3 separate regions of the Homo sapiens genome follow, and regions 1 and 2 are each linked to region 3. A link is an interaction called in ENCODE POLR2A ChIA-PET data of the cell type or tissue named here. Cell type or tissue: Panc1. All regions are shown on one strand. Each heading gives the region's core, and the rest is flanking DNA. Links, peaks and the distances in the headings are about the cores only. Region 1 overlaps CAMK2A (calcium/calmodulin dependent protein kinase II alpha). Region 2 has its middle 8.0 kb from the start of DCTN4. Region 3 holds the start of MYOZ3-AS1 (MYOZ3 antisense RNA 1).

What was found. Peaks named below come from ENCODE experiments on the same cell type or tissue, not always from the same donor. Only the 100,000 strongest peaks of a DNase experiment are listed, where the experiment ranks them.
Region 1: POLR2A ChIA-PET joins it to region 3 with 7 read pairs; 2 of 35 experiments call an interaction of 5 or more read pairs at or near these places.
Region 2: POLR2A ChIA-PET joins it to region 3 with 6 read pairs; 7 of 35 experiments call an interaction of 5 or more read pairs at or near these places.

The regions. Positions count from the first base shown.
Region 1 is chr5:150,261,013-150,271,173 of GRCh38, forward strand. CAMK2A (calcium/calmodulin dependent protein kinase II alpha) reads right to left here. Exons shown (of 19, transcript NM_015981.4): 3 at 3,944-4,003. Among named protein-coding and RNA genes, the nearest start is that of CAMK2A, 24 kb to the right of the region's middle. RefSeq lists an enhancer at 3,676-4,211. In Panc1, for the core only: no CTCF peak of the experiment used is centred there; no DNase peak of the experiment used is centred there; H3K27ac peaks cover 834 bases.
Region 2 is chr5:150,761,912-150,772,072 of GRCh38, forward strand. No RefSeq gene overlaps it. Among named protein-coding and RNA genes, the nearest start is that of DCTN4, 8.0 kb to the left of the region's middle. In Panc1, for the core only: no CTCF peak of the experiment used is centred there; no DNase peak of the experiment used is centred there.
Region 3 is chr5:150,664,443-150,674,486 of GRCh38, forward strand. MYOZ3 (myozenin 3) reads left to right here. Exons shown (of 7, transcript NM_001122853.3): 3 at 6,042-6,196; 4 at 7,155-7,208; 5 at 7,313-7,466; 6 at 7,898-8,060. It overlaps MYOZ3-AS1 (MYOZ3 antisense RNA 1), which reads right to left and starts at 8,027. Exons shown (of 4, transcript NR_186487.1): 1 at 7,674-8,027; 2 at 5,708-5,767; 3 at 3,675-3,830; 4 at 1,072-1,589. In Panc1, for the core only: no CTCF peak of the experiment used is centred there; no DNase peak of the experiment used is centred there; H3K4me3 peaks cover 1,782 bases; H3K27ac peaks cover 672 bases.

The DNA of each region.
Region 1 (10,161 bases), core at 3,337-8,336, 400 kb before region 3:
TGGAAGGAGCCACAAGAAGACTGGAGTCCCAGATCTACCCTCTGACCCAGGGCCTCAGCCCCTTTAGAGAATGTCCTCAGGTCTCAGGGAAATGGACAGAATTGAGGGAGGTTTTCTCCAGAGCTGACTCTCCCTCAGATGGTGACTTTGTGTTGATGGTAAGAGGCTACCCCTCTGAGCAGCTGGGCAAGGGGCACATGGGTTGGAATTCAGCCCCTACGTTTGCAGTGCACCACACACGTGATGGTACTAGAGTTGGCTTCAGTCCCTGAGGTCGAGTCACACCTCAGAGCCCAGGAGACAGGATTTCTTGTTTCAGGGCCGTTTTCACACACAAAGCCTCCCCTTCCATCAGTGGAGGCTGCCTGAGGAACGACTCAGCCAGAGCCCAAGATTCAAGGGCCATAGGCTATCATCATGGTCCTGTCTCCTGGTGGAGTGACTGACGTGTCCGTGCCCATTGAGTCATTCTGTCACTTTTGACTGTTTAAAATATTGTCATAGAACAAACAAATCTGTAACCTAGCTTTTTATTTATGTGGCTTGATTCATGCACTTCTGGCATGCCTGTGATTTTCCGACAGTGGATTTTTTTCTTGGAGGTTGAAGGACAGTACTTGTTCCCTTATTTGCATGTCCCCCTGACACCATATATGTGATATCCACTTGGAAAGCTAAATAGAAGGACTGGGAACAAGGGCTCTGGAGTCAGACTTGCGGAGTTCGTCTCCCAGATCCACCTCTTACAAGCTATGTAGCTATGGGCAAATGACTTAACCTCTCTGAGCCTCCCTTCCAAACAGTAATGCTAATACCACTGGACTGCTATAGTCATTAATGTGATGATTCCTGTAAGCCACTTAGCACAGCACCTGGCACTAGGAAGAGTTCGATAAATGGAGATATTGTCAACTTCATCACTGACCTACCATACTTCCCTTCCCCACCACAAATCACCTACTAAACTTTCAGGTTGTCCCTAGCACAGTGCAAGTCCCCTGTGCCTTGGGGTGGCCTTCTGGCGTCTCCCTCATCTGCAGGTGGTGATGGTAGAGACAGCAGGTTACCGACCTCTCCCAAGAAGGATCTGGGAGGTAAATGCTTTGTGCACAACACAGTTGGACTGACCTGTGCTGAGCCTCACTGACCTGGTCCCCTGGGGACTGGACTGACCTGGGACCTCACTGACCTGGACCCCTGGGGAGCAGAGCAGTGGCCACACAGAAGCAGCGACCAGTAGTAACCTTGTCTAGATTGGCCAAGCAGGCTGAACAGGACTCAGTCCAGTGTCTTTAGGCACAAGCTCACCTTTCGGGTTTTGAGCCCACATCTGTACCTCTTTGCACGTCTTTGGGAAGATTACAATTTTGAAGGAAGATGCTTGGAGGATCAGGAAGTGCACCCTCCAAGGAACCTTCCAGCCCTGACAGCAGCTCAAAGCTCCTCTGGGGTCTTCCTGTGCTGGATGCTCAGCTCTGCTTTCCAGTCCCGCCTGCGCATCGCCACCACCCCCACTCCCATTCCCCATCCTCACTTCTCCTGCACATTCTCAGTGCCTAGCAGAGACCTTGGCATGGGGTGGGTCTACGATGCACCTGACATCAGGTGAATGAAGGAAGGAGTAAATGACTCAATGATGATGATGATGATAGCTACCATTTCTGAGCTTTTACCACACACTAGGCTTTGTGCCAAGTGCTTTACTTAACGCTATCTCATTTTACCCTCCCAACAGTCCTAGAAGGTGGGTGCTGTGATTATCCCCACTTCATAGAGGAGGATACTGAGGCTAAGAGGTTCACAGTCTGCCCAAGCTCAAACACTTAGTTAACGGCAGAGCTGAGATTGAAACCGGGTGTCTGACTGCAAACCCCATTCTCCTAACCACCATGTTATATATAATATAGTGCCTCCAGTAACCACTAAAAATCCTCATGGCCCCGAGGAATGACAATCATATGGAGTTTTAGGCAAGAAGATGTCTTCAGGCAAGGTTGTTCTGATGGAAGGTGTTGGTTGGGGAAGAGGGGGGCAGCTTAATGATAATGACTGTCATTGTGCTGTGGTCTATTTAATCATCACAATCCTATGAGCTAGTTATCATTTCCATTTTGCAGAGAAAACTGAGCTTCAAAGTGGTGGAGCTACATGTCCAGGGTCACACAGCAATGAAGCAGCAAACTCAGGATTTGAGCTGTAGTCTGTCAGCTCCAAAGCCATAACCTCCTGCTCCCCATTTTATAGCTGGGAATGAGAGGGAGAGGGAGGTGTGAACATGAGGAGGCAGTGTTGACCTGAGATAGCTGCAGTTGTGCAGCAACACACACACACATTCACACATTCACACACACTCACATACATGCACTCACACAGACATTCACACACACACACTTACACAGACTCACATACGCACATTCACACACACATTCACACACTCACACACGTGCATTCACACACTCCACACACTCTCACATACACTCACACACTCACATACACACATTCACACACACACTTACACAGACACACATTCACACACACTCCAACACTGTCACATACACACACACATACATGCATACACATACACTCACACGCACACATTCGCACTCACACTCACATTCACACACATATTCACTCACACACTCCACACACTCTCACACACTTAACACACACTCCCCTCCTTCCACTGGAGCTGGTAGCCTCCGTAAGGACCATAAGATCTTACAGTCAGAGATCACTCTCAACCCCCTCCATCACACAGCTGGGGGGTTGGGGGCCCAGAATAGGCAGGGGCTGCTGAAGGCCACATGGTGAGGACATTAGTAGGTCAGGGACCAGGGTTCAAACAGGGCTGCTCCCTGCCAACCCAGGGATGTCTCTCTGATGCTGGTCCCGGAGCCTCTGGCTGCTGTTTGTGCAGGGAAGGGGAGGTGCCTTCTGGGTATAAATAGCAGATGGAGATGCTTCTCTCTGGCAGGAGAGTTAACCCTTGGGGCCCTGGGCACGGAGAGAGGCTTCCCTGCCTTGTGAGAAGGCATGGTGGCTGTCAGAGTTGGAAGAGTCCTTAGCGATCACCTAGGCCCTGCTCCTCAGTGCGGTCTATGAGTCAGCAGGCTTGGCATCAACTCAGAGAGTGTTAGAACTGCAAAATCCTGGCCCCATCCCAGGCCCAGTGAATCCAAGTCTACCTTTTCACAAGGTGCCCAAGATGCTGGTTCAGACAGACCTTCCCTCAGAGGATGGGGGGAAGTGATTCAGAGAGGGCAGTGCTCCTGCCCAAGGTCCCACAGCAATTCCCTGACAGAATTAGCCCTCAAAGCCACACTTCCTGCCCTCATGACTCAGCACCCTCATAGGCAGGGATCAGCCCCCCAATTGCACAAGGGCTGAAGAAGGGGGGCCAGGCAGCGAGGTGTTGTTTCAGAGCCCATCCCCACGGGTTCTGCTGCCCTGGCTCTGTCCCAGCCTGCCATGGCCCAGCCTCTCCATGCAGCCTGTGCCCGGCCTGTGGGCCAGGGCCTGAGTTGGAGCTTGACCCTGTAGGCAGGCAGGTGCCAGGTCGACGGAGGAGGGCAGGGCCACGGTGCCAGGCTGAATCGGCATGGGTGTGGGTATGGGGAATGGGCCACAGCGGTCAAGGCCAAGCATGTCCCCCTGGCCTATTTTCATCTCTCCCAGAGCTTTAGAAGTTTTCCTGAAACAGCTTTTCCGGAGGCTGCCGGCAGTGTGGGATGGGAGGAAGGGCCTTTCTTCACCTTCCCCCGAAACAAGCTGGCTCTGAGGAATGTGGAAACCATTAAAGACGCCCCCTTTCCCATCTCTGCTGCCTCCATCCCCAGAGAAGAGAGCAGCTGCTCTCCACCCAACCCGCAAACACCCACGTGCCAGGGTGGGCAGGGGAGCAGGGCCTGGCTCCCCTGCGCCCCTCTCATCCCACAAGGCTCACCGATGTTGGGGTGCTTCAGCAGGCGGCAGATGCGGGCTTCACGCTCCAGCTTCTGATGGTCTGAAACACAGAGGCTCATGTGAGTCCCCGGTGAGGAAGGAACCATTACCCTCCATCTCCCCCTTCTCAAAGCCTCGTATTATCTCCACCTCCCAGGGCAGCCCCTGGGGGCTGGGAAAGCTCACCTTCTGGCCAGGGCCTCTGAGTTCTCCAGGAAGACCATGGGGTGCAGTGGAAAGAGGAAGAGGCCTGGGTTGCAGTGACTCAAGCACATCCCTCGCCCTCTCTGGCCTCCGTTTCCATGATTCTTAAATGTGAGGCTTCTCCGAGACTCCTCCAGGCCTGTTCCTCAGGCCCTATACTCTAGCCAGACTAAATGGCCGACTTCACCTCTACAAGCAGATCCCGCTGGGCCCTCTCACTTCAGGAGAGAATTGCACATGCGGTTCTCTCAGCTTGAAACACTTACTCTACCTCCCACCTGCCGTTCACTGGCCATCACTCACTCCTACCAATCCTTAGTCTCAGGCCCCTGGCGGCAGGCAGGGGCCCATCCTCTGTGCTTTCAGAGCCCCCGAACAGCATGACCCACTCAGTCTCATGGATATCTAGTTCCTTGAGGGCAGGGACTTCGTCTCTGTTGTACCCCTGACATCTACCCAAACACCTGGCACATACTAGGTGCTCAAGAAATAACTGAATGAAGCTGGGCACAGTGGCTCACACCTATAATCCCAATACATTGAGAGGCCGAGGCAAGTGGATCACTTGAGCTCAGGAGTTCGAGACCAGCCTGGACAACATGGTGAAACCCCATCTCTACTAAAAATACAAAAATTAGCCAGGTGTGGTGGCAGGTGCCTGTAATCTCAGCTGCTCAGGAGGCTGAGGCAGGAGAATTGCTTGAAGATGGAGGTTGGAGTGAGCTGAGATCACGCCACTGCACTCCAGCCTAGGCGACAGAGCGAGACTTCATCTCAAAAAAAAAAAAAAGAAAAGAAAAGAAAAAAGAAATAACCACATGAAAGAATAAATGATTGAATGAATGTGCCTTTCTAAGGGAGTGGCTATTCTTCCAGAGGGCTGTGTTGATTCCCAGAAGCCACCTCCCTTTCAGGAGACTCTGGGACCAGGGACACAGAGAGCCCCAAAGAATCTGCAGGGGCCCACCCAGAGCTCTCCCTCCTGCCTTCTGGACTGCTGTGCAAGTCTCCTGGGGCTCCCCACACACTCGGGAGAGAGGCCTTGTTCAGGATCTGCCACTGTGGCTTCTGATTCTCCAGCTGCTGGGAACAGTGGGACACATGATCCTACTCCGTGCCCCCAAGCAATCCTGGGCTGGGACCACCACTCTCCCCATTTTATAGATAAGGAAACTGCAGCCTGAACAAGCTGAAGCCTCCGTGGTGGCAGAGCTGGAACTGAAAATGCATTTCCCATTTTCCTTTTTGGTGCTTTTTTCACAATTTGGTAGTTAACGCCTTAATTTAACAAACAAAACCATAAAAAGAAATCTCTTTTTAAAAACTCTGTGCCAAGCACTGTGCAGAGGGCTTTATATGCCTTTCAAGCCCTCACTACAATCCTTTGAGGGGGTTACTATCATTTTTCTGGCTGTCCAGAAGAGGAGACAGAGCTTCAGAGAGGTTAAGTACCTGCCCAAAGTCAATCCCGCAGTGAGCAGTGGAGCTATGATTTTTACCCAGACAGTTAGACTCCAGAGCTGGGCTTTCAATCCTGGGCTATACTGTTCTCTGTGCCCCAGCTCATAACCACTACCTCCACTTGCCCCCAATTCCCAAATAGAAAAATTAAGACCCACAGAAGGAAACTCATGCCAACACTCAGACACCGAGCCAACACTAGAACCCTGGCCCTGAATGGCCCTCTCAGAGTAGGCAGGTATGCGGGTGGGGGGGTGGTGAGAATGAAGAAAGTTCCAGCCCTTGTTCCCAGGAATCCAGCTCCCCTTTCCCCTGCCCCCTTCACTAGAGCAATCACTGGCTGTCCTCCAAGGGCTGCAGAAGCCAAAATCAATACTGAAAGGTGGCTTTTCCACCAGCAAAGCAATTAAGTCCAATTCAGTTTCCATGGCTCAACTCCCCAGCTGAAAACCAGCTGCAAGCTAGGGATAAGGAGGTGGGGCCAAGTTGGGGGGCATCCCTTGATTCCTCCTCCCTCCGTGGGCTCCTTTCATATCCTCCAGGGTAGGGGAGGCTGACTTCTGGGCAGAGGAAGGGATGCCCATCCAGAGCTGACCAGGCGGGGCCCTCCCCCTGCTCCACGTCCCATGCCCTACCCCACGTCCCATACCCTACCCCCCATCCCACCTCCAGCAGAACCAGAACTCAGGCAGGTCAAGGTCAGGCCTGTCAGAGTGGGAAGGAGGCTTCTGGCTTAGGCTATACATTCAGGAAGCAGAAGCCCCAAATCCAGAATGTTGCTGTTTTCTCCCTGTGAGTTTACCCAGGAGCAGAGAATATTGACAGGATTGAAAGAAGAAAACGCTGGCCATGCAACTGTAAACTTGTATCTGGTTACCAGACCTTATTGCTGGAAATGCTAGGAACTAATTGTATAAATCTTACATCATCTTATGCATGGTACAATTAACCTGCATTTTCACTGTTGAAAGCATTCATCCTACTGAGTGTAAACATATACATTATACAATATTTCTGGTAACTCTGTTTGCAGTGTTTTCATTTTCCAATATACAGAGAACCTTAAGACATGTAGGGACCATGTTTCTTTTGACCTCCGAGGCCGTGTTCTGTTATATAGGTGGAGAAACTGAGGCCTGTTGACAAAGGAAGAGTCCCTTTATCAAAATCACTCACCAAAATCACTCTGAAAACTCAGAGCTCTGAGGCCTCTACCCCTGCATCTTCCCCCCACTCCTCCCCTCAGCCAAGGAGCTTTTTTTTTTTTTTTTTGAGACAGAGTCTCGCTGTGTCGGCCAGACTGGAGTGCAGTGACTCGATCTTGGCTCACTGCAACCTCTGCCTGCCAGGTTTAAGCAATTCTCCTGCCTCAGCCTCCCGAGTAGCTGGGACTACAGGCACATGCCACCATGCCAGGCTAATATTTTGTATTTTTAGTAGAGACGGGGTTCCACCATGCTGGCCTGGTCAGGCTGGTCTCGAACTCCTGACCTTGTGATCCGCCCGCCTTGCCCTCCCAAAGTGCTGGGATTACCGTGCCCGGACCCACCAAGGAGCTCTTTTTAAAACATCAATTAAATCCTGTCCCTCCTTGGCTTCCAACTCTCCAACAGCTTCCCAATATACTTAGAGCACAATCCAAACTCCTCACTGGGTCCGGCCTCACCTTCCGGCCAGGAAGCTCCAGCCACACTGGCCTCCTCTCTGCCCTGACACACCAAGCTCCTTCCCACCTCAGGGCCTCTGTACCTGCTGTGCCTTCTGCCTGGAAAGCTCTTCCCTGGGTCTTCTCATCAGGCAGGCCCCGGCACAACGTCACCTCCTTAGAGAGATTCCCTGGCTGCCTTTTCTAAGCATGTCCCTCCTGCCACATCACGTCCCCATACCCTGTCTTATTTTCTTGGTTAACACTTGTCACTACCTGAAGCTACCCAGCTGACATATGTGTTTAATGTTCTTTTCAGTCTCACTGCCCAGAAAATGGGCACAATGAGAGTAAGACCTTTTCTGTTGGTCACTGCCACGTTCCCAGGGCGTGGCATAGAGCTGCTAAGCAGCTTGTCCAAGATCCCATAGCAAACAAGTGGCAGGGCTGAGATTTCAATCCATGTACATAGCTACTATACTATATTGCTTCCCATTCTAATAATTTTTTTTGAGACAGGGTCTCACTCTCATTGTCCAGGTTGGAGCACAGTGGCAGGATCACGGCTCACTGCAGCCTCTACTTCCTGGGCTCAGGTGATTCTCCCTTCTCTGCCTCCCTCTTGAGTAGCTGGGACTACAGGCACCCGCCACCATGCCCGGCTAATTTTTTATATTTTTAATAGAGATGGGGGTCTCACCATGTTGCTCAGGCTAGTCTTGAACTCCTGGCCTCAAGTGATCCTCCCACCTCCGCCTCCCAAAGTGCTGGGATTAAAGACATGAGCCACCAAACCCAGCCCCACTCTAATAATTAATTAATTGATGAATAGATCCATTGGCTCAGCAGAGTCCCATGATGGTGAGAGATCTGAGGGAAGCTAGAAGTCTTCAGCCTCCTGCCTGGGGACCTGGGGGAGCTTTCCCCAATGCCCATGATGATATCTTGGGAACCTTTTTGCTTCCTCCCCAGATGGTTGGGTCACCTCCAGGGTGTGGGGGCTAAGAGCATGGCAAGGCTCAGCAGAGCTCAGCAGGCAGAGGTGGATGGACATTCTGGGGTGAGGTCCCTGGGGCCAGACAGTCCCAGCAGGGTGGGACAGGACAGGGCAGGCCTGGAAGACCTTCAATCACACAAATGGGCAGGACTCTACCTCCAGAAGGGAGTGGACTCCCCTGGGCTCGGTGATTCTCCCTCCTCAGTCTCCCTCTTGAGTAGCTGGGACTACAGGCACCCGCCACTACGCCCGGCTAATTTTTTATATTTTTAATAGGGACGGGGGTCTCACCATGTTGCCCAGGCTAGTCTTGAACTCCTGGCCTCAAGTGATCCTCCCAACTTGGCCTCCCAAAGTGCTGGGATTAAAGACGTGAGCCACCAAACCCAGCCCCATTCTAATAATTAGTGGACTCCAGCAGGCAGGCGGCCCGAAATTCCAGCAGGAGACACACAAGCCAGGAGAGAAAAGAGACCTGAAGTCTGGGAACAGGAAGTACCTGCTCCCTGCATAGGACAGCCTGATCCTGGGAGCAAGAGTGCCAGGCAAGGGGTAGGGAGGAGAACAGGAGAGATGGGAAGCACATGTCTTGCCGTCCCCTCAGAGGCTTCCTTGCAGGGAACTGAATGACACTCTAGTGCAGGCTGGATGAGCTTGTCATGCTCCCCACCTGGTGCCCCGAGACTTGTCACTGGGGAGCCGAGGAAGTGACCCCCTCATGCTCGAGCTGGAGAGTGGGGCCTGTGGAGGTCACAGTGCCCAGGCCAGTCACCTCTAGCTGCACCAGCCTCATGCATGTGCCCAATGCGCCCTTAGAATTCTACCTCTGTGTGTGCAGTGGGGAGGACGAGCTAGGAGGCTATACAGCACCTGATGGGGGTTAACACTGAGCCTGTATTATTGTATTAGGTTGGTGTTAATAGCTACTGTTACTGATGATAGGATTTTTTTAATGCAGGGGCTTGGGCCCCACCTACTGAATCCAACTTCATGGGTGGAACTCAGGCAGCTGCCTTTTTTAAAAAGCTCCCAAAGGTATTCGGCAGGGATTAGAACAGGCAAAATTTTCACTTTTCACTTCATTTCTTCATGGTTTCTTTGAATTGTTTATACTACGAACATTTTTTAAAAGACTAGATTAAAAATACATACACAAATATATCGTGGGTTTGGGAACCGCTTGCTAGAAGAGGCTGGGCAGGGTGGGCAAAAGAAAGCCACAGCTCCCGGGAGGGTGGGCACAGCCCCTGCTGGGTGCTGCCAGAAGTCACCCAGGAGCACCAGCAGGAGATGCTTAGAGTGTGTTGCCAAATATTCAGCATTAACCCCCCCTCCCCGCCCCCGAGGCACCATGAGCGGCAAACAAAGAATCCTGCTAAAAGAAGCTTTTGCTCCTCCTCTCCCGCTGGGAAGAAAAGCGGCTGGCAGTTGGCAGACTTTTCCAGAAGGTTCCCTGATAACCTCCCCACCCCCTCAACACTCACCTAGGCCGGGCCACCTTCCTTCCAAGAGGTCAAGGACTCAACAAGTTGCCAAAGAGAGGCGGTTTGGACAGTGACTGTCTGGCATAGCCCAGGGTCTGCACTGTCCCAGGAGTGCTTAGTCACCTTCCAAAACAGGAGCCATGGCCCTTCCACCCTCCCATACACATCTGTCTCTTTTGGTCAACGTGCAAGTGTGTGTGTGAATGTGCCTCGAGAGTGTGGTGAACTAACCCGAGATCCCCAGCATCCAGGGACCACCTTGGTGCCTGACCCTCTCTCCCACTGGGGCAATCTTAACCCGTCACCCCCTGTCCCTGTTGTATCTCAGGGATTGGGACATCTCCCTTGGTTACTCAACACCCAATGCACAGAGAGGGCACCAGACTGCTGCTAGTCACACAGCAATGGCAAGGCCAATCCAGGCATCT
Region 2 (10,161 bases), core at 2,910-7,909, 97 kb after region 3:
AGACTGCTGGCCTGCCTTTATTCTGGGAAATCTTTTGAATTGTTTTTGCTTTTGAATTGAACTGAACTTTGAATTTTTCTTTCCTTTTTTTTTTTTTTTTTGAGACGGAGTCTCACTCTATCGCCCAGGCTGGAGTGCAGTGGCACAATCTCAGCTCACTGCAAGCTCCGCCTCCTGGGTTCATGCCATTCTCCTGCCTCAGCCTCCCAAGTAGCTGGGACTACAGGTGCCCGCCACCACGGCCGGCTAATTTTTTTGTATTTTTAGTAGAGATGGGTTTTCACCGTGTTAGCCAAGATGGTCTGGATCTCCTGACCTCATGATCTGCCCTCCTCAGCCCCGCAAAGTGCTGGGATTATAGGCATGAGCCACCACGCCTGGCCCACTAAAACCACTTTTTATGAGAAGTGCACAGATGGGCCTACAGAAGATTCAGAAGCCTGACTAAAATTTGGCCAAACAGAGACTGTTTCTCACCCTCCCTCTTGCACAATTCACCACCCAACCCCGAGGCTTGCTTCTAGGAGAGCACCAGTGTATTGCTCACTGAATTGAGCAAAGTGGAATTAAAGACTGAATTCCTGCCTAACTCAGTGCCTGGCACAGAGCAAGCCCTCGGTTAGTATTTGTCGAGTGGATGAACACTATTTTAAACCATCTGGAACTTGCTGCCATATGGAAGCTGGCAACTAAAAAAATTTTTTTTTTCTTTTTCACCTTTAAGCAGTTGCTTCTTTTAGAAGGCAGAACAAGAAATAGGGGGAGAGGGGAGGATTGCAATTCTGGATTGTGTGGTCAGGGTAACCCTCCTGAAAAGGTAAGGTTTGAGCAAAGATTTGAAGGAGGTAGAGCGAGAGCCCAGTGGATATCTGGGGAAAGAGCCTTCCAGAAGGAGCTAAACAAGGTCTCTAAGGCGTATGTGAGGAGCAGCAAGACCTGTGTCATTGTTAGGGAGTGAGCACGGGGGAGGGGTTTGGGGGATGATGTCCCAGAGTTAATGGGGGCTGGGGGTGCACTCATGTAGGATCTCAAAGGGCATTTAAAGGATGTTGAATTTTTCTCTGAAGGGAATGTGGAACCATTGCAGGATTTCAAGCAGAGCAGTGATGTGATCTAACCCACATTTTACAAGGGTCATTCCTGACATCGTTTTGGAAATGGACTGTAGAGAGACAAGGATAGAATCAGGGCTCAGTTAGCAAATTCCAATGGTGATCCAAGCAAAAGAAGATAGTGCCATAGAGCACGGATTCTGGCTGTATTTTGAAGATAGAGCCTATGGGATTTCCTCATGCCCATAGACTGCCATGTGGGAGGGGATGGCTTGAAGTTAGGCAACAGGGAGGCCCTGGTTGGGCCAGGGGACAGTTTGTTTTTCAGTTTGACCAAATTCAGCCACTGGGGGTTTATTTCCTCAGAAATTACCAAGACTATTTCTTCTCCCTGAGGTCAAAATAAAAACATCCAGGAAAGGACTAGACACTTTTATATTTAAGAAAAAGAAATGAAGCTAACTTGTTCAGTCTCTTATTTTGTTCCAACTCACAAAGCACGGTGATGACAACACAGGAAGGCATATTTCACAAGAGGCCAGAAAAAGAGCCAATCAGTCAGTTGCTAAACACATTAATCAGATCTTCAGTGCTCCAGCTCAGGCTGAGGTGATGCTGGTGTGGGAGAGCCCAGCCCGTTTGGAATGGGGCCAAGGACTCTCCACAGTAGCTTCTCCCCTTGCTGTGAAGGTAAAATGCGTTAATACAAGTAAAGTGGGTAGAGGGCAGCACGCTGTCAGTAATATCAGTGGTATGTAAGTATTGGTTATTAGGCCACGGAGTATGGCCCAATCCCCTCATTAACAAGTGAGAAAACAGGTTCAGAGAGAGGAATTCATTTGTCTAAAGTTACACTGGCTCTCCAGCTTTACTTCTGAGCAGCACTAAGTTGGCTTCTTAAAAAAATTGTTTTGGACAATTGGGATTTCCAGTGTTGCCCCTCTTACAATTTATTCCTGGGAAGTTCTTTTAGACTTTCAGCTGTCTCATCTGAGAGCCTTCCTGTCCTCACAGGGAAGTTTAATGGGAAATTTTGTTACTCTTGAGCACTGGTGGAAGTGAGCCTCCAAGCTGGCCATCAGTGGCCACTGCCTTCTGGTGTTTCTACCCTTGTGTACCAGGGTTGGTCTGTGTGACCAACAGCATATGACAGAAGTGATGGGATGACACTTCCGAGACTAGATTATAAAAGACTGTGTCTTCTGTATTGGGCCCTCTCTTGCTGGAGCTCTCTCTGTCTGAAACACACACACACACACACACACACACACACACACACCCTTTCTCTTGTATCATTTGTTTGGGAGAAGCAGGCTGCCATTTTGTGAGCAACCCCATAGCAAGGCCTGTGTGGCAGGAAACTGAAGCCTCTGGCCCACAGCTGTTGAGGACTAAGGCCTGCCAGCAACCAGCGAGTGAGCTCAGAGGTGGATTCTCCAGCTTCACTTGAGTATAGAGATCATTACAGACCCAGATGACAGCCTGACTGCAAACTTGTGAGAGACCCTGAGCTAGAACCACCCAGGTTAGCAACTCCTGGACTCTGACCCTCAGAAACTGTAAGATAAAAAATGTTTATTTTAAGCTGCTAAGTTTGGGGATACTTTGTTCTTTCCTTACCACCACCATAACAGTTAACCTCTGCCACACTGTATACTTCTCTTTCCATCTCTGCCCCCTCCACTGTCCTAGTCATGGCCTCATGCCCTCCCCACATGTCCCCATAACCAACTGTCTTCTCTGAGGTCAAACCCAGAAGTTATCAAACCAGCTGAATCAGTCACAGTACCAACAGGAAACAGATGGCGGGCTAAAATTGATAATTTGAAGAAAGTTTAATATAGGAACTATTTGTGGAATTGTGGGTGGGGTGGAGAGCAATGAAAAGGAAGGAACACTGCAGTTCACAGGGTTAGTAAAGGTGGGTGCTGTTTATGGCCTGAGGCCTGAAGACGCAAGGGTGGGAGCAGTTACTGTACTCTGGAGACAGACAGAGCTGTGTGAAGAGGGTCCCCTAACAGGAATTGGGCCACAGAGCCAGCCTTGCAGCCCCTGGGGTGAGGGTGGGGGTAGAATGCAAAACACCTCAGCTCCTGCTGGTGCTTCCCGCTTAGATGAGCCCACCAGAAAACTAGACATCAAGGAAATCTATCTTAGTTTCCCTCAGAAGCAGATTGTGGGATAAGGGTTTAAGTGCAAGTCATTTATTTGAGAGGTTCAAAGGTTCAGGGTATACCAGTAGGGAACTGAGGAAGTGAAATAAAGAAGAGAAGACAGCTGGTATGATTGTGTTATTAAGCCAGCTATCATAGTGGGTGACTGGAGCCTAGTCCCACAGAGAAACTCTGGAAACAATGTAAACACACCTCTCAGAATTATTTCACTGAAGGGTGAGGGAGTTGGGATATTTATACTCCTAAAGTCTTTGGTTGAGGGCTGCTCCTGGAGAAAAGGGTTAATTCCTGGATACTTTTGGACTGACAGACCAACCTTCTGTGTTTCTGGGAAAAGCCCTCAGACACAAAGATACAGATACTGGCAATTGGAAGTCTGTGAAACATTGAGGTGGAGAAGGCCTAAGAGATTTGCGCAGGGATTGGCAGTGTCTGCTACCAGGCCCACTGATGGGATACATTCAGATGAACCTCCCATTCACAAGGCAGGATGGAGAACTGTGCAGAGGGTGAATCTGGAAGCAAAAATGAAACTTAAGTGCATGCTTAAAGTTAATAAGTAAAACTTATTAATACTCTCTTAAATAGAAATACACTGTATAGGTTTCAAAACAGTATTTTTTCCCTTTTATTCTCACAGTTACTCTACCCTCTCTTGTAACCATGTAGCTAATTGTCTGATTCTGCTTGTGCATTATGCAGTGTGCATTGCAATTCTGATTGTGCCTGTGCATCTCACTGTGCCTTACCTAGGTCAGTAATTACTCCATTTCAATGAGCAGAAAAAGAGGCACAGAGAGGACCTAACTCAATAAGAGTCATTCAGATGCAAGACATTTAGCATCAGTTCTTTTACTTCCTGTTGGGTAATCTTAGAAAAGTTAACATATCCTCTTTGGGCTTCTGTTTTCTGATGTGTAAAATAGGGGTTAATAACATTTTCACCCTAGAATTGTTTTAAGGACTAAGTAATATAATGCACATAAAATCTTTGCTATACAATAAATGCTAAATAAGTGTTTCGTTCAAGTAAATATTCTTTTTTGAAAAATATAGGCAAAGGCATATAAATATTTGAGACGAAAGTTTACTTCAAAAATTTGAACAGAGATATCTTCTGGTAATAGACACTCTATTATCTCTAGCTACATGACTGTGTAATAATTGAACACTTTGGAATTAAGCCATGAGAATTGATTCAAATAATTATAACCACACTAATGAGACCATATGACTATCACTCCACTTCAAAGCTATAAAACAGAACGCTTCCATTTCCTCTTCTTTCTCCCTGTCTGCTTAGCACTTTGTTTTATCTCAAATTCCACATGTTCGAGAAGTTTCATCATTTCACCATCCTTCCTTATCATTAATTCAATGAAGGCTTTCAGCCATAATACAAAAGTTTTAATTAAAATAAAAATTCCTGTATCTTATGTTCAGGCTAGAAGGTTATTTCTTTTGAGTTAGCAAGTGAGTGGAGCTACCCCCAAAGAGTAAGAAGGCATTTTGCCCAAGGATTTATAGAACAAACAGAACTTTGGGAATTTTTTCAGGAAGAAAGGGGAAGAGAGGGAGACTAGTAATTTCAGGAGTCCTGGTGCTTATTGCCTGACTTTTGGGAAGACCCGAGCTGTTTAGGGGCCTGTAAGTGAGAAACTAATGTCTGAGCCAGGACAGATTCATCAGTGAAACAAAATAGATCACCCTAACACAGGTATGCTTTTAATTAAAAACTGTAGTAATCTTAAGATCCTTGAGCCTTAGCTTTAAAAAAGTTTTGGAGGTGCAAGTGACTACAGAGAACATTTAACTGAACTATCTTCTTTTCACTTCTGGAGCCTGAAGATATAGAAAGAAGAAGGGACTTCCTCAAGGTCACATAGCAAACTAGCGACAGAGCCAGGACTAGAAGTCATGGTTTAGTACTGTTTAGTGCCAGTTTAGTACCATTACCTTGTGCCAGTGACACACTCCTTGCCCCCATACCCCAGTCTTCCACCGCCTCAATGAAAACCTTCTGCGATATCTCTCTGCTCCCATACCTCCAGTGTTAGGGAACCCATGACATCCCAAGAAAGCCTGTTCTGTCCAATTTCGGACAGCTCTTTAAAAAAATTCTTTCTTTGGGTGAACTGAGATTTGCTTCTTCTCAGCTGACACTCTCTGATTCTAGGTCGGCTCCCTCTGTCCCAGGCATACTTCAGAGGTTTGCTCAGATTCCCCATTGCCTACATGAGTCCTCCCATCTCTAGACTAAACATCCTATTGTCTTACAATTCTATTCTGTTTTTGGCTGCAGTGATCTATGATTGTGCCACTGCACTCGAGCCTGGGTAACAGAGCAAGACCTTGCCTCTTAAAAAAAATCAGTGAACTTTGAGCAAAGCAGATTATCCTCCATAATGTCGGTGGACCTCATCCAATCAATTGAAAGCCTTAAGAAAAAGATAGACCTTCCCTAGGAAGGGGGAATTCTGCCAGCAACCTGCTTTCAGACTCAAGATGCAACATCAAGTCTTCCCTAGGTTTCTAGCCTGCTGGGCTACCCTGCAGATTTTGGACTGGCTAGCCTTTACAATCATGTAAGCCACTTTCTTAAGAATCAATCTCTCTTTCTTGTTCTCTCTCTCTCTACACACACACACACACACACACACACACACACACACACACACACACACACAGTGGTTCTGTTTCTCTGGAGAACTCTCTGAGTTAATACAATAGTTTTTCAAGCATACGACTTTGCCTTCGGCACAACTTCAGAACTGGAAAGAGAAGTCTTGGTTGACCTCTGGTCATCCTATCATTCATTTATTCATTCATTCAACTAGTAGAGCACTTATTCTGCACCTAGGTGCAGGTGATAGAAAGGAAAATATCGTAACCAGAAATTTGAACTTAGGGAGGACTTTGATAAAACCAGACCCCACTCAAAATTATTAGTGCAGAGTGGCAAAGAGCTTAGGCTCAGTAGTCAAGCTGTCCTGGGTTCATAGTCTGGCTCTAACAATTGTCAGCTGGTAGCCTTGGCTAGTCACTCAGCCTCCCTGAGCCTCAGTTTCCACATCTGTAAAAGGGAGAATTTGGATTAGATTGTTTTTAATTTTCCCTTTAGTTTTGGACATGCAGTGTTTCAATTTAGTGAAAATGCAGGAAGGAAAGAATTGTACATAGTATGAAGGCTCTACTCTAGGGCCTAGGGAAAAATCCTATATATGATCATGTCATTCATATATATTATCTATTCAAATAAGTAATATTTACTAGACACATGTTCTTTCACATTCATGATTTCACTTGTTTCTATTTCATCCTCATTGAAGCTGCTTCAGTTAGGCAGTAGCATTCACATTTTGTGGAAGGGAAAACAGAGGCTCGTAGACATTAAATACTTCATCCAAGGTCACCATAAGTGCCAGAACCAGGATTCAAACTCAATTTTCAAAAATTCTGAACTACATGATCTTGCATTACCTCCTTTTGCCTGGCAATTCTTGACAGTTGGGAAGAATGGCATGAGTTCAAGAACTCTGAAATCTGTTTTAGCATTGTGTTCTCTTCAAATAGTTTGTCAAAGTATAGTCTTCAAGCTGGTGTGGTGGCTCATGCCTGTAATCCCAGCACTTCGGGAGGCCAGAGTGGGCGGTTCGCTTGAGCCCAGGAGTTCAAGAACAGCCTGGGCAACATGACAAAACACCATCACTACAAAAAGTAAAAAATAAAAAAGTATAGTTTCAAAATATTAAAAATATAATTTGTATACATATACATAGAAAGCATGGATCAAAGTTTTATTTAGATGTTTAATGAAGGAACCAGTAGGATGACAAGGAATGCTAAAATAAAATTAATAGGTTAGATGCAAAATTGGTTAATTACCTACAGGGCAATAAAATCATAACCTTTGGGGTTATCTTTTCTATGAGACAGAAATCATTTGTATCTCTACTGGATGGTACAAGCTAAAACAAGGAAGAAACCACATTTGTACCATATCAAACTTTCTAAAGTTAACATGTAACTTTACGGGGTTGTAAAATGTCTGGACCCCAATTAATAGTAAATAGTCAATCAAACAAAGATCCATATCCTTAGAGAGTCAGATGGTCCTTTAGAGCACACTAGGTCATGCTCTAGTGTGATGTCAGCAGGACATGTAGTCATCCTTTTGGTGTATTTCCAAATTTCTGGATGATTTTTCTTATCAATCCACCTCTATAATCACAAACTTCAAAAATTGTGATCACAAAGATGACTGATTTCATTAGAGGATATTTGGCCTAATTCATTTGCACAGAAGCCTCATTGTTGTATGGCCAGCAAATCTAGAGCTATATGCTTCTGAGCAACTATTACAGCCAGATAATTAGCTTCCACTGGAGATTTCACAAGGAGCTAGGGTTAAATTTTCAATACCCAATATCATTCCAAAGATATTCTCAACTAGATTGAGATATAGTTCACATGTTATACAATTAATTCATTTAAAGTGTACAATTCAATGGCTTTTAGCATTTACAGATTTACACAACCATCACTACAATCAATTTTTGAAGATTTTCATTACCCCAGAAAGAAATACCAGTCTTTAGACATCACCCCACATTCCCTTTACTACCCCTACCACTAGGAAACCACTAATCTTTCTATCTCTATCGATTTGCCTGTTTTGGATATTTCATATAGATGGAATAATAGAATATACAGCCCTTTGTGACTGGCTTCTTTCTTTTTAGCATACTGTTTTTAGGGTCCATCTATCTTGAAGCCTGCATCAGTACTTTTTGTTATTGCTAAGTAATATTCCATTGTATGGTCATGCAGACTTACTCTAAGAGTCCAACTTTATTCTTTTGAACTTTTTTCCCTTTATTCTATTGATGTGATATATTACATTGATTTTTGGATGTTGCATTCCTGGGATAAGTCCTACTTGGTCATGTTTTATAATCCTTGTATAATTCTGGATTTGATTCGTTGGTATTTTGTTGAAGATTTTTGTGACAATATTCATAAGACACATTGGTCTGTAGTTTTCTTTTCTTGTGATATGTTTGTCTTATTTTGGTATCAGCATAATACTGTGAAAGGAAAATATCTTGGGCCCCCAAAATCACTAAGGAAAACTCAAGCTGGAAACTGCTTAACGCAAACCTGCCTCCCATTCTATTCAAAGTTATCCCTCGCTAGGCATGGTGGCTCACACCTGTAATCCCAGCACTTTGGGAGGCTGAGGCGAGCAGATCACCTGAAGTCAGGAGTTCAAGACCGGCCTGGCCAATATAGTGAAACCCTGTCTCTACTTTACCAAAAATACAAAAAATTAGCTGAGCGTGGTGGCGTGCACCTGTAGTTCCAGCTACTCAGGAGGCTGAGACAGAAGAATCACTTGAAGCAGGGAGGCAGAGGTTGCAGTGAGCCGAGATCGCACCACTGCACTCCAGCCTGGGTGACAGAGCGAGACTCTGTCTCAAAACAAAAATGAAAACAAAAAACCCCACAAAGTTATCCCTCTTCTCATTGACATAGATGCATATCTGATTGCCTCCTTTGTAAAGGCGAATAAGAAACGCAAAATAAAGCAACCATTTGTGTCTCACCTATCTGTGACCCGGAAGCTCCATCCTGCTTTGAGTCTTCCTGCCTTTGCTTCAAGTTGTCCCACCTTTCCAGACTGAATATACTTCTTACATATATTGATTGATGTCTCATGTCTCCCTAAAATGTATTAAACCAAGCCACGCCTGACCACCTTGGGTACATGTCGTCAGGACTTCCTGAGGCTATGTCATGGGTGCGTCCTCAACTTTGGCAAAATAAACTTTCTAAATTAACTGAGACCTGTAGCAGATTTTCTGGGTTGACAAATGGATTGGGAAGTGTGCACTCCTTTTCTGTTATTTGGAAGAGTTTGTGAAGAATTGGTGTGAATTCTTCTTTAAATGTTTAGTAAACTCACTGGTGAAGCCATCTGGTCCTGGACTTTTAAAAACAATTACCAGTTTAATCTTTTCATTTGTTATGAGTCTATTCAGGTTTTCTGTTTCTTCTTGAGTGAGTTTTGGCAGTTTGTGTCTTTTCTAGGAATTTGTCTACTTCCTCTAAGTTAGTTAACTGATTGTCAAAGAGTTATTAATAGTATTTCCTTGTAATTCACTTTATTTCCAAAAGGTCAGTAGTAAAGGCCCCATTTCCATTTCTGACATCAATTTCATAAATTACTTTTAGTAATTTGGATCTCAGTCTTTCTTGTTCGGTCTAGTTAAAGGTTGGTCAATTTTGTTGACCTTTTAAAAAAATCAACTTTTTGTTTTCTTGGTTTTCATGTTTTTCTATTCTCTATTTTGTGGATATGCATTCTAATCCTTATTATTTTCTTCCTTCTAATTGCTTTTGGTTTAGTTTTCTCTTCTTTTTCCAGTGTCTTAGGTGATAGGTCAGGTTGTTGATGTGAGATCTGTCTTCTTTTTTAATGCAGGCATTTATAGCTATACATTTTCCTCTACATGCTGTTTTAACTACATCCTCTAGCTGCATCACATAGCTGTGTCTTGATTTTCATTCACCTTAAAGTACTTTATAATTTTTTGTGTGATTTCTTCTTTCATACACTGATAGTGTGTTGTTTTATTTTCATATATTGTTAATTCCCCAAATTTCTTTCCATTCTTGATTTCTGATTTCACTCTATCATGATTGGAGAATATACTTTGTAAGATTTCAGTCTATTTAAATTTATTGCAATTTGTTTCATGGCCTGGCATATTTCCAATTCTCGATAGTATTCTATGTACATGTGAGAAAAGTATGTATTATTCGTTGTTTGGTAGAGTGCACTATAGATGTGTTTTAGGTCTAGTGTGTGTGTATGGTATTGTTCAATTCTTCTATTTTCTTGTTGATCTTCTGCCTGTTTGTTCTATACAATA
Region 3 (10,044 bases), core at 3,826-8,825:
TGACTAAAGACAATTTTGAAACAAAAGTAGGAAGAAAAAATAAATCTCATAATCTCACTACCTAAAGACGGCCACTGTAAAGTAAAAGTTATAAAAATGTTTACCATCATTGCATGCTTACTATGTGGCAGATACTTTGCTAAGAGAAAAGTATCCTTTATGCTTTGTGTCATTTCATCCCCACCACAACTCCCTAAGTTAGATATTCTCCTCATTTTGGAAATGAGAATATTGAGGCTCAGAGGAGCAGGTGATCACATCTGGTAGGTGGTAGAGCTGCAATTTGACTCCAGGTCTCTTTGTCTTCAGAGCTGTTTCTTTATTACATGGTTACAATGATAATACATCACTTTTTAAAAAAAAAATTCACTTGCCATTGACTTGGCATACATTAAAAAAATTTGTTTAATTCAGACAAAACAGACATGAACGGCTTTGAAAGTTCATCATAATGGAACCATCTGGAGATAACCACTGTTAACATATTTATGTAAATTCTTGTTCTGTTCATATATGAATGTCTTTATATAAACATACATACACATGGGCTAAATACTATATGCTATGTTCTTTGGCTTTTTTTTTTTTTCATTTAGCAGCATTCCATCCTAGTATGATTTATCTCACGCCTTCCTTCCCCGTGCTTACCAGCTTTCTGCTGTTTGGACACGTCATGTGTGTTTAACCATCCCCTGATGAGGGTTGTCTGGGGTGAGATCCTTCGGGGCAGAACAGAGGAGCCTTGTGCAAGTGACTTATTGAGAACGTGCTCTCGGAAGGGAAGGAGGAATGCAGCCTAGGGTGGGGTACTGCTGAGCGAGGATGTGGGCTCAGCGGCTGTCCAGTTCAGTGTGACCCCGCGGGGAGCTCTCGAGCATGAATTGCTCCACAGAATTCATCCCACCTGAGGCAAGGGCGCTGTGGAGCATCCATTCCACTGGCAGTTCTCTGTAGAAGGTGGTGGTGTGAACTCTTAGCCACTAATAAGGGGCATCTGGCAGCATCCACCACGAGACTGAGTCCCAGTTTTCACAATTTTAAACCCCACTGCAATAAACATTCTTATACATGTATCTTTGGACATATTTATTCAACTTTTTCCCCGAGAATAAATTCCTAGAAATAGAAATACTCAGTCAAATAGATTTTATCTTTTTTTATTTTTTAATAGAGACAGGGTCTTGCTATATTGCCCAGGCTGGTCTTGAACTCCTGGGCCCAAGCAATCCACCCACTTTGCCCTCTGCAAGTGCTGGGATTATAGTTGTGAGCCACTGTGCCTGCCATTTTTTTTTTTTAAATATTGAGCTCAGCTGGGGGAGGTGGCTCACGCCTGTAATCCCAGCACTTTGGGAGACTGAGGCAAGCGGATGACCTGAGGTTGGGAGCTCGAGACCAGCCTGACCAACATGGAGAAACCCCATCTCTACTATAAATACAAAATTAGCCAGGCGTGATGGTGCATGCCTGCAATTCCAGCTACTCGGGAGGCTGAGGCAGGAGAATCGCTTGAACCCGGGAGGCAGAGGTTGCAGTGAGCCGAGATCATGCCATTGCACTCCAGCCTGGGCAACAAGAGTGAAACTCGTCTAAAAAAAAAAAAAAAAAAAGAACAATATTGAGCTCAGCTCATCTGTATAGTATTTCAGAATATGATACTGAGGGTGCTTTATTATGTATTTAGGTATAACTATTCTTTTATATTTTTAAGTAGGCAGTACACTTTCTTGTTAAAAACAGTTACAACAAAACAGTGTAAACAATTTCCAACCCTCCTCCTTTATATGTCCCATGGTCACTGCTGTGGTGACATGTCTCCTTGGCATGTCTCCTTGCAGATTTTTCAATGCATGCAAAAACACATACTTATTTTTTAATATAGAAATGGGGGCCGGGCGCGGTGGCTCACACCTGTAATCCCAACACTTTGGGAGGCTGAGGCGGGCAGATCACTTGTGGTCAGGAGTTTGGGACCAGCCTGGCCAACATGGTGAAACCCCATCTCTGCTAAAAATACAAAAATTAGCCGTGCGTGGTGGCTCATGCCCATAGTCCCAGTTACTTGCGAGACTGAGGCAGGAGAATCACTAGAACCCAGGAGGCAGAGGTTGCAGTGAGCCGAGATTGCACCACTGCACTCTAGCCTGGGCAACAGAGCAAGACTCTGTCTCAAAAAAAAAAAAAAAAAATATATATATATATATATACACACACATATATATAAAATATAGTTATATAATATATAATATAAATGGGATCTTAGAATACCTATTCTTCTGAATCTTACTTTCCCCTCCAATTAATTTATACTGGATTTCTTTTTTTCTTTTTTTTTTGAGACAGCATCTCACTCTTTTGCCCAGACTGGAGCACAGTGACATGATCTCAGCTCATTGCAAACTTCACCTCCACCTTCAAGTGATTCTTGTGCCTCAGCCTCCCAAGTAGCTGAATTACAGGCACACGCCACCATGCCTGGCTAATTTTTGTATTCTTAGTAGAGAAGGGGTTTTGCCATGTTGGCCAGGTTGGTCTTGAACTCCTGACCTCAAGTGATCCACCCTCCTCTGCCTCCCAAAGTGCTGGGATTATGGGTGTGAGCCACTGCGCCCGGCCTATAAGTGGATTTCTTTCTGTTCTTAGCACATAAAAAGTGTCCTTTATGTGTCCGTTGAAAGAATAAAAAAAAATCAGTGTCCTTTTTAGACAGCTATTTAGGATTCCATTGACTGGCATGAATCACAGCACCCAAGTGACCCCCAGTACTGCCTGGTAGCCATGTCCATCTCCCTAGTTCATTCACTATCTCATGCTACTCTCTTAATGACTTTGGCAACCCCTCTTCTCAAACCTCCAATACCTCCTTGCACAACCTCATTCTCAGCTAAAGACCTTGCTTCTTATTCCACTGAGAAAAATAGAGTAACCAGAAGAGAACATCTGCAAGCATCCTCCGCCACATCTGTCTACTTGCTTGCATCTGCACCCGTGTTTGTGGTTTTCCTTTCTGATATGGTGGATGGACTCTCCTCATACCTGCCTGGTGCCAATTCCTCTGGCTGGGCTCTGGAAACCCAGCTCTCCTGTCACTCCTGCTCAAGGACATTCCTTCAGCAATTCTCCCCTCTCTCTATTGCATTGTCAAATGTTCCCGTCAGTTAACGCACATGCTGTTATTTCTCCATTTTTACAAACAAACAAACAAACCCCTCTTGATCCCATAGCTGTCTGTAGCCAGGATCCTTTAAAGCCCAACTCTTCCAAGCAGTTGTCTATATTGTTCTTACCAATCCTCTCTTTCTCTCTTTTTGACATTTTATTAGTCAATTTCCAAAGACACATACAAGTAGGGAGTACATGGTCCCTCCTTCATTCCTAAATTTCAAAGCTAATACCAAAAAGCATGTCATTTCACCCCGCAAATTCTTCAGAATGCATCAAAATAATAAAAGGGCATTTCCTTACATGCCACAAAGATATTAGCATACTGAACAAAATTTGCAGTAATGATTTGATACCATTTAATAAGCGGTCTGTATTCAACCTTCTTCAGTTTTCTAGTTTGTTTTCATCAGCATCCAAACAAGGGCCACAGTTTTTATTTGGTTGCTATGGCTCCTAAATCTCCTTTAATCTAAAGCAACCCCTCTGCCCCTTTTTTCCATGTCACTCACTTGTTTGAAAAACCAGGCCAGTTGTCCTGTAGAATGTCCTGCGTCCTGGATTTGGCTTATCGCTTCCTCATGGTGTGGTTAAACTTGTTCTTCTGTCCATTTTCTCTTGAACCCTCTCCAGTTAGGCTTTCACACCCAAACACTCCATAGAAACTGCTTTAGTGAAAATTACCAATGACCTTGTATTGCTAAATATAATAGTGGATTTTCAGCCCTCATCTTCCTTGACACATCAGCAGCACTTGGCTCTGTTAGTCTCTCTATCATACCTGAAATGCTTTCATCATTTATTTCCAGGATGCCATCCTCTTTAGTTTCTTCCTATGTTGTGGGCTGCTCCTGCCCAGGCTCCTGGCTTGGTTCCTCCTCACCGCCTCACTGTAAATGTTGGAGGCCCCAGGCTCCGTCTCTGATCCTCTTTACCTATTCTCATTTCTTTATGATCTCATCCAGCCTCCCAGCTTAAAATACCATTTATGGAGCTGGAATATGAACGTATGTGTATCTGATTTTAGAGATGGACTAGGCAGGCCGTGCTGCCCACACAGGGCTCTCACCTGCCAAGGTCCTCACCATTCTGTCCCCTCTGTCCTGCAAAAGGCTTCCTTTGTTGGCCAAACGTGAAAGTTTGAATTTGGCTGGTAGGAAACGCACAAAGGATAGGGATGGGTCTCAAACTACTAAGAACAGCCATCACCCTGAAAATCCTCTAAATAGCTGTAAAGACTAGTTCCAACTATGAGAAAAGAAATAAATGTAACGTTCTTCATTGAAAAACAACAACAAATACCAGTAAATACCAGTAAAAGCTCATGATGCCCAACATTTCACCTCCAGGTCAGTTTTCTCCAGATTCACACATCTATCTCCCTCCTCAGCACCACTACTTAGATGCCTACAAGTCTCCTCAAACTTAGTGTGCCCAGTTTTGGAGACAATTAGCAGAGTTTGGATATGGACTAGATATTAGGTAAAACAAAAATTTGTTCACTTGGAAATGTGGAGATCTTTAACTTGTAAAGATCTTGATAAAACAAGTTACAGGCCGGGAGCGGTGGCTCACGCCTGTAATCCCAGCACTCTGGGAGCCCGAGGGGGGGTGGGGGGCGGATCACAAGGTCAGGAGTTTGAGACCAGCCTGGCCAACATGTTGAAACCCCATCTCTACTAAAAATACAAAAATTAGCTGGGCGTGGTGGTGCGCACCTGTAATCCAGCTACTCACGAGCCTAAGGCAGGAGAATTGCTTGAACCCGGGAGGCGGAGGTTGCAGCGAGCCGAGATTGTGCCATTGCACTCCAGCCTGGGTGACATCTCAAAAAAAAAAAAATTACAAAACATGTATGCTATAATTTTATTTTGGTTAAAACCTCATAGGAATATAGTCATTGAAAAAGATATGAAAGGACATACACTAAGGTGTTAATAGTGGCAGTCTCTGGGTGATAGATAATGGTATTTTTCTCTTTTTTGTCTGATATCTGTATTGTCCAACTTTCCTCAGGGCCCATATATGCTTTTTTTTTTTTTTTTTTTTTTTTTTTTTTTTGATGGAAAATCACTCTGTCACCCAGGCTGGAGTGCAGCAATGCAATCTCGGCTTACTGCAACCTCCACCTCCTGGGTTCAAGTGATTCTCCTGCCTCAGCCTCCAGAGTGGCTGGGATTACAGGCATGCGCCACCTACGCCCAGCTAATTTTTCTACTTTTAGTAGAGATGGGTTTTTGCCATGTTGGTCAGGCTGGTCTCGAACCCTTGACCTCAGGTGATGCGCCTGCTTTGGCTTCCCAAAGTGCTGGGATTACAGGCGTGAGCCACCGCGCCTGGCCCATATATGCTTTTTTATAATAATAAAAGGCTATTTTAAAGTTAAAAGAACACAGGTCTAAAACTGAACTCCTGATCTTTCCCAGAACCTTCTCCTCCCTTTGCCTTCCCCATCTCCGTGAATGGCTGCTCTATCCTTCCAGTGGCTAAGGCCAGAAACCTTGCAGTCATCCTCTCTCACTCATTGCCCATACCCATGGCTTACCTTTAAAAAATATCGAGAATCTGACCATTTCTCACTACCTCCACCATTATGGGCAAAGACCTGCATGGGGAATTCATGCAATAAACACAAATGGCCAAAGAACTTCGGAAACAGTGCTAAACTTCACTGAGCAACAAACACATGCAAATTAAACTCTGAGGTGTCATTTTTGCCCATCAGGTGGGCAAAGATTTCAAACAATCATGACACCCGGTGTCGGCAAGCTTGGTGAGAAACAGGCATTCTTACACACAGCATGCCATGCTTCGAGAGGTGGGGCCTGGAGTGTATGGGGGATGGGGTGGTGAGAGCCCGCTCTGGCCTTTCCTGGCAGTCCCTACGCTGGACCTGGGCAAGAAGCTGAGCGTGCCCCAGGACCTGATGATGGAGGAGCTGTCACTACGCAACAACAGAGGGTCCCTCCTCTTCCAGAAGAGGCAGCGCCGTGTGCAGAAGTTCACTTTCGAGTTAGCAGCCAGCCAGCGGGCGGTGAGTAAGCCACCATTGTGCTCATGGGGAAAATGAGGACCACAGAGAGCCACTGGTTAGCCTAAAGTCAAACGGTAAGCCAGGCTGAGGACTGTGATGTTCCCATCAGATTAGGCTCCTGCCTTTCAGTGTGATCCTTGAAAAGTGTTATCTTTTTAGGCATCTCTCCCTGGATACAGAACAAAGTAAACAAAGTGGATTAGGGGGTTGAGGATAAGCCGTGGAGTGAAGGGACTCTGGCTCCTACCAAAAAAAAAAAAAAAAAAAAAAAGCTAAGACAGGCATGCACTCTAGGCTAAATTTGCAGCAGGCTGGATCTAGTTTAGACTTGGGCCTGATCTAAGATGGAAAATGTAGAATGCCCTTTTTTCTTCTTCCCACCGGAGAAAGGAAAGGCCATGGAATAATCTGCTGGTGGAGAAGAAAGGCAAGAAGGGTTTTTCCCTTGGCTTCAGAAAGGCAGCAGGCAGTTCCAGATACTTCTAAGGAAGCCAGGGCTATTCCATCCACCCTCCACTTAATTTCTGGGCTAGACAGGAGGCAACTGAGAGGGAGTGATGTGGCAGAAAAATAAAGATGGCAAAACACCCGCCTTTGCTATGTGCCTAAGACAATGCTAGCTAAGCACTTTGCAGGTATCTCATTTAATGCTCATAGACCCCTCTGAGGAAGAGATCTTCATCACCATCATCCTCATTCTATCGAGAAGGACATTGAGGCTCAGGGAAATTAAGTATCTTGCCCGGACTCGGCATTACAATAGCAATTAACATATATCGAGTATTTCTCGGTCCCAGGCACTGGGTTTAGCGTTGTAAACTAGTAACTCATCCTTGTTCCCCGATGATGGGCGTTAGGATTCTTGCCTCCCCCCGACCTTTTTTTTTGGTGGAGGGAGAACCCTGGTCCCCTGCCCCGCTGAGCTTCTCTGCGGTTTATTCTACCCCCTCGTTCCCAGATGCTGGCCGGAAGCGCCAGGAGGAAGGTGACTGGAACAGCGGAGTCGGGGACGGTGAGCGTGGAGGGGAGCTCCCTGGAAGGGAAGCTGGGGGAAGGGGAGCGCGGCTGGGGGCGGGAGGTCGTCGGTGGCCTCTGAGAACCCGCCCCTGTGCCCAGGTTGCCAATGCCAATGGCCCTGAGGGGCCGAACTACCGCTCGGAGCTCCACATCTTCCCGGCCTCACCCGGGGCCTCACTCGGGGGTCCCGAGGGCGCCCACCCTGCAGCCGCCCCTGCTGGGTGCGTCCCCAGCCCCAGCGCCCTGGCGCCAGGTGAGTGGCCTCCTCGGGTCCCGGGACCAGGGCTGGGGGGCCTGAAGCATGGGTGTGCTCCCCATGGGGCAGGAAGAGCACCCAGAAGGCTAGTCCGCCCCCTTCCCCAACACACACGCGCACGCGCGCACTCCCCTCGCCAGACCACGAGCCGGAGGGGCGCCGCGCCCCAGGTCACACAGCGAGTCAGCCAAGGCCAAGACCAACCCGCGCTGCGAACTCGTGGCTTCCTCACTGCAGTCCTCCGTGTTTCCTGGGATGGGGAGGGGTCTCCTGTGCTGGAGCAACTGTGGCTTCCCATTCCCGCCGTCCTCTCCCCTAACTCCGATCTTCCCTCCTCCAACCGCGTCCGCGGAATGGGGGTGGGGCGAGGTGGGGTTGGGGGCTGAGGGTGGAAGAACGGAGGCGCTCCCTTCCCCCCGCGCCCCTAGGCTATGCGGAGCCGCTGAAGGGCGTCCCGCCAGAGAAGTTCAACCACACCGCCATCTCCAAGGGCTACCGCTGCCCTTGGCAGGAGTTCGTCAGCTACCGGGACTACCAGAGCGATGGCCGAAGTCACACCCCCAGCCCCAACGACTACCGAAATTTCAACAAGTAAGGCGGGGCGGGCAGCCCGGGGGACAGACCGGGAGGGGCGGGAAGCCAGTCACAGCCACAGCGGGAGCCTGCGTTTCCTGAGCACTTTCTGCAGGCCAGGCTCTGTCCCCAGCGCTTTCTATTCATTGACTGAGCTCTGGCTGGAACAGCGCCTCCGCACCTGGTAGGTGCTCAGTTAACGTGGGAGAAATGAAGAGTGAAGGTGCCGCACATCTTGGATATTCTCCAGGACATGGTGGGCGGGTGCTATGAGTTTTCCTGTTCTGCAGATGAAGAGGCTGCGGCTCAGGAATATGAACAACCCGGCCAAAGCCACAAAACAAGGAAGCACCGGCAGGGCCGGGATTCAGGTCTGGGTTTGTCTGACTCCAGAGCCCAGTGCCTTGTTCTCCATGGCTGCTGTGTGCTACCTCTTTGATGAACATCTAGATTTGTGTCCTTCTCTGAGGGGTCCCCAGATTTCAGCAGTTCGAGGCCAGCTCAGCTTTTCCTTTCACCAATGGCCTAGAAGAGGCCAACAAGGTAGCTTTGAGGCTGCCCCAAAGTGGAGAGTGGCAGTGAAACATTGGACGCCAGAGTGAGGGCCACAGCGCAGTGGCCTATATGGGTTTAGAGCGTGAGGCCTCCACGTGGACTTGAATGCAGACCCCAGGCCTGCCCGTGTTGACCTTGGGCAAGTGACTTAACCTCTCTGAGCCTCCATTGCCCCACCTGTAAAATGAGGGGTTTATAGTACCTGCTTCATAAAGTTGCTATGGAGATGACACGAGAAGCCATAGGTAAAGTTTCTGGCAAGTAAGACACTTGCAACAAACAATAGCTATTATTGTTGTTGTTGTTATTATTATTATTTGAGACGGAGTCTCACACTGTCACCCGGGCTGGAGTGCAATGGCGCAATCTCAGCTCACTGCAACCTCTTCCTCCTGGGTTCAAGCGATTCTCCTGCCTTAGCCTCCCTAGTAGCTGGGATTACAGGCGCCCACCACCGTGCCCGGCTAATTTTTTGTATTTTTAGTAGAGACAGGGTTTCACTATGTTGGCCGGGCTGGTCTCGAACTCCTGAACTCGTGATCCACCCGCCTTTGCCTCCCAAAGTGCTGGGATTACAGGCATGAGCCACCGCCCCCGGCGTATTATGATTATTATTTACAGCTGAGATGAAGTTTGGACAGGGGAGAGCTTGAAAGGGATACATTTACCATTCTGCACTGAGGGCCTGAAAACAAACCATAGGAATCAAGACAGGAGCTTGGCACTGGGGGAAGGCCTTGGGCTGAGGAGTGCATGTTAACTGCATTGGCTTCCTTGGTCTGGTGCTATTTTTGAATATGCTCCTCTGGTTTGGGCTGCATTTAGTGAGGAAAAGGGGAGTCCACAGAGAGGACGCCACGGTCCTGCTCTTCTGGCATTTGCTCAGACCACACGTGGAGACTGGGTCTGTCTAAGACAGACGGGTGGGCGCCAGAGCCTAGCTAGGCCTGGAAAATCAGCACATATGAGGAAGGGCTGAAGGAACTGGGGGTGATCTGCCTTGAGAAGAGACAGCTCCAGAGGGATGTGACTGCCCTCAAATATCTGAATAGGCAGAGACTTCCTGATGGGAAGAATTGGGCTTAGCATGCGCTGTGTGAGTCACGAGCCATTAACAGACATTCTGGAGTTCCCTGGCAGGCAGGACTGCCCTATCTCCTCCTGGGCCCTCAGACCCTGCCTGCCCAGTCATTTGAAACCTGCAGCAGACATTCAGTCCTGGCAGGCAGCTTCCAGGCTGGGCCACTCAGGTTGCATCTCCCACTGATCTCATGCCTCATGTATGACAGCAAGGCACATTCCCACCAGCAGAAAGAGGCTCTTAGGGAGCCCTGCATCCAGACCTCTTCTGAGGGAGAAAGACCAACTGAGGCATAGAGAAGAGAAACAGCAGTTTGGGTGGCCAAGATGTGCTCAGCTTCCAGGGTCCTGGGCTCCCAGTCAAGGG